Regions from separate parts of the Homo sapiens genome. Here regions 1 and 2 are each linked to region 3. Evidence: chromatin loops called from intact Hi-C (ENCODE). Cell type or tissue: heart left ventricle. All regions are shown on one strand.

The links. A loop is a pair of places that touch in the nucleus more often than their neighbours do. Peaks named below come from ENCODE experiments on the same cell type or tissue, not always from the same donor. Only the 100,000 strongest peaks of a DNase experiment are listed, where the experiment ranks them.
Region 1: it touches region 3 in a loop (2.0-fold over the local background); 10 of 110 quality-filtered maps call a loop at or near these places.
Region 2: it touches region 3 in a loop (2.5-fold over the local background); 15 of 110 quality-filtered maps call a loop at or near these places.

The regions. Positions count from the first base shown.
Region 1 is chr4:78,833,727-78,836,226 of GRCh38, reverse strand. All of the region lies in intron 3 of BMP2K (BMP2 inducible kinase), which reads right to left. Among named protein-coding and RNA genes, the nearest start is that of BMP2K, 59 kb to the right of the region's middle. In heart left ventricle, no CTCF peak of the experiment used is centred here; no DNase peak of the experiment used is centred here.
Region 2 is chr4:78,843,892-78,846,391 of GRCh38, reverse strand. It overlaps BMP2K (BMP2 inducible kinase), which reads right to left. Exons shown (of 16, transcript NM_198892.2): 5 at 1,343-1,464. Among named protein-coding and RNA genes, the nearest start is that of BMP2K, 69 kb to the right of the region's middle. In heart left ventricle, no CTCF peak of the experiment used is centred here; no DNase peak of the experiment used is centred here.
Region 3 is chr4:78,783,587-78,786,086 of GRCh38, reverse strand. All of the region lies in intron 1 of BMP2K (BMP2 inducible kinase), which reads right to left. Among named protein-coding and RNA genes, the nearest start is that of BMP2K, 8.5 kb to the right of the region's middle. In heart left ventricle, no CTCF peak of the experiment used is centred here; no DNase peak of the experiment used is centred here; H3K27ac peaks cover 1,308 bases.

The DNA of each region.
Region 1 (2,500 bases), 50 kb before region 3:
TCAGGCTGGTCTCGAACTCCTGACCTCTTGATCCGCCCGCCTCAGCCTCCCAAAGTGCTGGGATTATCAGTGTGAGCCACGGCGCCCAGCCAATTATTTTTACTTCTATTGGAAAATGCGGGACTAAAATATTAATATACATGAAGAAAATTAGGCAAATGAAAACCGAGGTAATTACTAATTCCAGGAAAAAAAAAGGATAAGAAAATACAACTACAGACACCATTAAATGGGAAAATAAACACTGATTTGGTCCAAAACCTGAGAATATCTATACTAGAAGTAAAATTCCTATCTTTTCTTAGAGACAATATCTAAAACATCAAAAGTAGCACTAGAAAACTTTCTTTCAAGAGCCTCTTCATGCACAGAATTATATACTTCCCTTGATTTTCTAAGTCCTTTCTCTTTTGTACCCTTAAGAAATCACTAAAATTACTGATTCTCTTTTATATAATGCAGTGTGGAAATATGGAAGTAAATATAAGAAACATCTCAAATATTTTAAAGGGACTACCTCTGAGAAGAGGGATGAGGCAGGAGGGTACTGATTCAGCCACAGCTTAAGATATTTGACTTTTTTTTTTTTTTTTTTTTTTGACACGGAGTCTCGCTATGTGCCCAGGCTGGAGTGCAGTGGCGCGATCTCGGCTCATTGCAAGCTCCACCTCCCGGGTTCATGCCATTCTCCTGCCTCAGCCTCCCGAGGAGCTGGGACTACAAACACCTGCCACAACGCTCGGCTAACTTTTTTTTTGTATTTTTAGTAGAGACAGGGTTTCACCGTGTTAGCCAGGATGGTCTCGATCTCCTGACCTTGTGATCAACCCGCCTCTGCCTTCCAAAGTGCTGAGATTACAGGCGTGAGCCACCGCACCAGGCCAACTATTTGACTTTTTAAACCATATATACAAATTACTTTGATAAAAATTTTAAATTTCATATACCACAGAGCTTGATGATTTGAATACCGGATAACTATTTCTAAAAAATTTTTAAAACAAAACAATGCATTCCTCAAAAAACAGATATGATCATTCTTCTACTTTAAAATAAAATTTGCCCCTAAAACTTGAAGGTCATTTGATTCCCCTTTTAAGATGTCTTCTAAGTGACAATTAAATTAATCCAAGGTTATGATTATGCTTGATTCAAGTATCTTTTAAAAGTTACAAGTAGTCAAGGGCTACAAGTAAACTCTAAGAATTAGCACTATAAATGCTAGAATTCAGGAAAATGGGGTAGAAAAAAATCAGCATCTTCTCCTAAAAGAGATCACAGTACAGTACTTTATAGTAGAGAAGATAAGATATAAAGAAAAATCAAGAAACATCTGGTTGTTAAATATTGTGTATGGAAATAAGTTACAAATACATCACGGTAGGTATTGTCACATTGATTCACTTCATTTTCCCCATCCTTTCCTCCTTAAAATACTGCAGTAAACAAGATCATATTTTCTCCAACATCACCATCATCCCCCTCTTTTTCCGCAACCTTCAGGAAACTGTAAGAGTTTCTGGGATAGTAATTAACAATCATTACTTTCTGAAGAGAATGTAAATGTAAACCAGGGCTCCCTAGAACCACAAGTGCCAAATATGGCTTGCAAGTTTGTAGGAAATAGAATATTTGCCTCCACCTTTCCACACATTAAAATTTTTAAGGACAGACGCGGTAGCTCATGCCTGTAATCCCAGCACTTTGGGAGGCTGAGGCGGGCGGATCACGAGGTCAGGAGATCGAGACCATCCTGGTGAACATGGTGAAACCCCATCTCTACTAAAAATACAAAAAATTAGCCGAGCGTCGTGGCGGGCACCTGTAGTCCCAGCTACTCGGGAGGCTGAGGCAGGAGAATGGCATGAACCCGGGAGGCCGAGCTGGTAGTGAGCCGAGATCGCACCACTGCACTCTAGCCTGGGCGACAGAGCGAGACTCCGTCTCAAAAAAAAAAAAAAAATTTAAATGTCAGGAATTTTTTTATGATGATGATGATGATTAAGGTATGCTATACAAGTAAATATTTATTTTAAAACATCACATTAGGTCCAAATAAAATGTGATTTTCTATATCTAATGTTTACAAACACCACCAAGAGACTACATAAAACAGGTTTATAAAGTCTATAGATCAAAATGCATCCTCCAAATTTGTTAAATTTAATGTTTACAATAACGTAGTAGAGTTCTGGAAAAATCTTACAACATTAATATTGACATATTATCCTCTTCTTGGTTGGATTACAGAAGAATTCTATGGAGAGCAAGAACTGTAACTCTGTACCTGCTTAGATTTCCTATTTTAAACTCAATATCACTTTTCTCATTCTGCGTTTACATGCTCATATCATAACTGCAGTAACTATGACTAGGTTTTAAATAATGTTTTAACAATATTCCTAATTAGATAATGAAAGGTAAGATTACAATAAGTGACTAGAATTAGTTAGCAGCTACCCTGGAAATAACAAAGATACCTAGTAACCCATTTAAGGAG
Region 2 (2,500 bases), 60 kb before region 3:
ACACTCTGACTGGTGAGAGAGTCTGAATACTACTACTGTGGAGGAATGACCTAAGAAGCCAGAAATATAAAGTTCACCAAAACAGGATTTTTATTCACTATACCCCCACCCCAGCATCAAAAAAGTGTTGGCCCTTAATAAATACTTGTCAACTGAATGAATGGTAAGTCCATTAATTGAGCCACAAAGGACAAAACCCCTCATGAACTTTTGTTCATCGCTAATAAAACATTCAATTGAACCTTATACTTCAAAAGGCAACAGCAAGAAATAAAATGTCTAGCAGGTCAGGGATGCTTGGACAGAATCCTATACAGCAGCCACTAAACATCACAATCCAATAAATTTTTAAAATTATATACATGTATTCTCCAATAAGCCAATTCAATACTTTATTATTCTTGTATTCTTCAGGACTTTATATATTTACTAACATGTTTGTTTTTATTAAATCTAACATAATCATCATAGGCTAAGTTTCCTGAGTAGTAGTATGTAGCGTAGAAATCTACAGTATTATACAAATGGGCCAGAGTAAAATCAGCTCTATTTGAACTATTTCAAAATATTGCAGTTCAAATGATGGCTCTGACATAGTATTAGGCAATAGAGAATTTGTGAGGAAGTGATGAAAGGCAACTCAGAAAAGGTTAACTATTTAGAAAGTCCTATTCTGAGAGATCTTCCTGCATTCTGTATCACTTTATTAAGATAACCTAAAATTTACAAATAGTTCCATTTTCTAAAAGTAGAAAGCAGAAGAGTCAGCGAAAGATTCTCACAGGTACTTTAGCAACCACAGAAAGCACCGGATTAAGAGAACATAAAGTAGATATGACATATTTCCATTCCAGAGCTTTCCAGTATAACATTACAAAGTAACAGTGATGATGCAGTCTTAACACTTTCATTTTCTACACAGTTTTCAATGCATAAAAAGTCAATCCTTTTAATATTAAATAAGAAGTAAAAGCTTAAATGTTTTCAAATAATTTAACTTTTTCTTAACAAGGACAAATCCTCAGTATCAGTAAAAACAAAGATGTTTAACTGAATTCAATAATCATTTCAAACTCCCTTTAACAATTTCACTAATTACTACAGCTTATTTAACAAATTTTACAAATCTGTTTACAATGTAGACTAAAAAAATCTGCATCTATGGCAAAATATATTTCCTACTGAGCTAGATCAGACATGAATTAATCAACATCTATGGCACAGAAATATTTCAAAGAAATCTATAAATGAAATACCTAAAATTTGTATTAGCAGTGCTGGCCAGAGACTCAAGTTAACTTAAAATTACCATGACAAAAGTGCAATAAAGACAAATACTTACTTTTTAATTTCTTCTTCTACTACATTAACTCCATCTTTTTGAGGATTAAGAAATTTATTAGTGGCACTGCCAAAGTCACAAAGTACATAGTTCCCACCATCATTCAACAAAATATTTTCTACCTTAAGAAAAGAAAATCAATAATGAGTAGTATTTTCAAAGTGAAAATTAACTTTTTACAATCTTTGTAAAAAATGGTTATTTGTACATACGAAGCTTATTTTTACACAATAAACACCGAAGGGTATATGCCATATACAAAAATAAGTATACATGTGCCATATATATACATATATGTGCACAGTGCACACACACATATATAGACATAAGATACCCAAATTATGAGGAAGGTCAAATGAATGGGAGCAAAAATATACTATGTCTACTGCTTCTCTTACTAAGAACAGAGAAATGCTTCTTCCAACCCAGGTTGATTTGTACAGGGGCAAAGAAACCCTAAATCCTATCTAAAACTGTTTTTATAAAAGAGAAGAACTAGTACCTGGCAGAGTCCAGCTTCTCTCTTTTACTATACTTCCAATTTTCTCCTTTTCTGACACTTAAGCTTCTCTATAGATAATAACAGAAACTACTGGAATTCCATCTTTGATTTCTAGTACCATTTTTATTTAAAATACTACACTGAAAAAATACAAATTTGACTTAATTTGGAGATCAGGGTTGTAGTAATTAAAATAAATTATTATAGTCAGTTTCTTGAACAGTAAAATATGGGTTCAGAGCCCAATCTCCTACTAACTAGCATATGGACCCTTGGACAATCTGCTTAACCATTCATGTGCATTAGTTTCCTTACGTAAAATGGGGACAATTAGAATATGAATCTGCCATATGGAACTGTTGTGAACATTAAATGAGTTAAAATATGTAAAGTGCTTAGAACAGTCTGGAATATGGTAAGCACCTAATAAATTACTATTACATGTTTTTTCCATAATGTCTTTTATTTTTATGATAGTCTTAGATAAGTAATTCATTTATTTCCATTTTATCGAAATACTGTTTTATTATAACTTTTCTTCTATATTTCACTTTAGTATACTTTTTTAAAAATTTGTACAAAATAAAGATTCAGAAAGAAATCTACTTAGAACATATATTTTTGCATAAGTTTACACATAAAAAGCACTAAGCATA
Region 3 (2,500 bases):
CTTGAGAGAAGTGCAGAAAATACCAAGCACATCAGTGTAATATAAGTAGGGAGTAAGAGTAAGAGATTAAGGCTGGAGAGGTAGGTTGGAGGTCATACTGAACTGGAGGTTCAGGTCAGGGGGTCCTGAATCCTAGAGTAACGAGTTTGTACTTTACTTGGTTAGGCAAGTAAGAGAGTGACATGAGCATAAGTCCATTTTAGGAAGAATAAACTGGAAGGAATACAAGAATTGGTTTGGCAAGGAAAGAGTCTGAAAGAACAGTCCAAATGCTAATATAATTCTCTAAACGAGATGTATTAAGGACCCAAATTAGGGCTGACAGCATTGGAAACAAAAGGTACCCAATTTCCCACACATATCAAGGGTAAACTTTGTATCTGTAAACTTCATCAGAGAAAGTACTGTCATACCTCCTCCTCATATATTCTTTTTGAATAAAAAGGTTTTGTTTTGTTACTAATACTCTCTAAAATACATATATTGTGCATGAGTCTCTTAGAGAACACAATCAAGATAGTAAAATAAGCAATTAAGGTGGCATGCCCACTGAAACTAAATAGTATTCTGAAATGTCACACAATTTAATTTGAGCTTCTACCCGGATCTCAAGGACTAGCATGTAAGGCAACTTCTTAGAAAAGACCTTTTTCCAATGATTAAAAAATAATTTTAGGCCGGGCGCAGTGGCTCATGACTGTAATCCCAGCACTTTGGGAAGCCAAGGTGGGCAGATCACCTGAGGTCAGAAGTTAAGAAACCAGCCTGGCCAACACGGTGAAGCCCTGTCTCTACTAAAAATACAAAAATTAGCCAGGTGTGGTGGCAAGAACCTGTAATCCCAGCTACTTGGGAGGCTGAGGCAGGAGAATCACTTGAACCCAGGAGGCAGAGGTTGCAGTGAACCACAACTGCAGCACTGCACTCCAGCCTGGGCAACAGAGCAAGACTCCGTCTTGAAAAAATAAAATAAAATAAAATAAAAATAATTTCATACTTTAGGATTAAAAAATAAATTGCCATTCCATTGTGAAGTCTGTCAAAGAACTCAAATTGTATAACGATCAAACACAATCCTTTCATTATGGTCTCAATCCTGAAATTGTTCATTGCTATTCCTCCCTGTCCCATGCTCCTCATTTATCTAAAAGAGCAGTTAAAATCAGTTACATAGACAGAATCCAAGAATACTAAAATGGAAAAAGATGTTACAAATTCATTTTTTCCACTTCATTTTTTTCTTGAGGAAACTGAAGTCAAAACGTCACAATGCAAGTTAGAGGCAGAACAGGGATTACCAGCTGGTATTTTTCCCCGATAGATGCGTCCAAGAAGGCACTATTTCAAAGATAATTAAAAATGTTAAAATGGGCAAACTAGTAACAACAATCATTCCATATTTTAAAATAATACTTACTGCAAAATGCCTCTAATGTTACTGCAATTCTACAAGACTAGGATAAACCAAAAACAAAGTCTCTCTGTAGAAAAGGCCTTACAACCACTTTCCTGCAGAGAGAGACTTTTGAAACAGTTAGCAGACATGTGCTGACTGACCTCATTTGTAAAGCTGATACACATAGACAAAGAATCTCCAAATTAACTAAGTGCCCAGCTATTTAAAACAGCTCAGTCATTAACCACTCAACTTCCCAACTTAGTCCCCTAAAAATAGCAGGCTGTGGGTAGATGAATGGTTCACCAGATGCATGCAAGATAAAACAAAGGAATAAACAGTCCCAATCTTTTGGAGATGAAATATTATACCCGACCACTAGAAAAGTGTGGCAGCTTTGAAATGGTAGTTCAAGACTCTTAACTTTGGAATCCCAAGTCAAGGCTTTAATCATTTTGATAACTACCAAATGAGCTCTATTGGATGTATATGAAACTACTTCAAGTTCTGACAAAAAAATAGGAGGGAAATGGTGAAAGAAAACCAAGATAATATACAAGATCAGAAAGAACACTATATAAGACCCAGGATCAACATAAGGACATCCGTCTCACTTTCTAGTACATTCTCTAACATTGACAACATCAAGGACCTTTTCCAAGTTTCCCTACTGTGCACCCCATGATGAAACATACTAACAAATATTAATTCATTTTCATTATTTTTAAAATATCGAAGACATAGCCTTTTCAATCTGCCCAGCATGAGAATGTCAGTATTAACCACAATAGTTGACTACAGCCTAAAAGCAAAGATATTTGGCATGTTTGTACAATTTAGCACTTTTATTTTTATTTATTATTTATTTATTTATTTATTTATTTTGAGACAGCGTCTTGCTGTGTCACCCAGGCTGGAGTGCAATGGCTCTATCTCACCTTACTGCAACCTCTGCCTCCTGGGCTCAAGGGATTCTCCTGCCTCAGCCTCATGAGTAGCTGTTATTATAGGCACGTGCCACTATGCCCGGCTAATATTTGTGTTTTTAGTAGAGATGGGGTTTCACCCTGTTGGCCAGGCTGGTCTCGAACTCCTGGCCTCAAG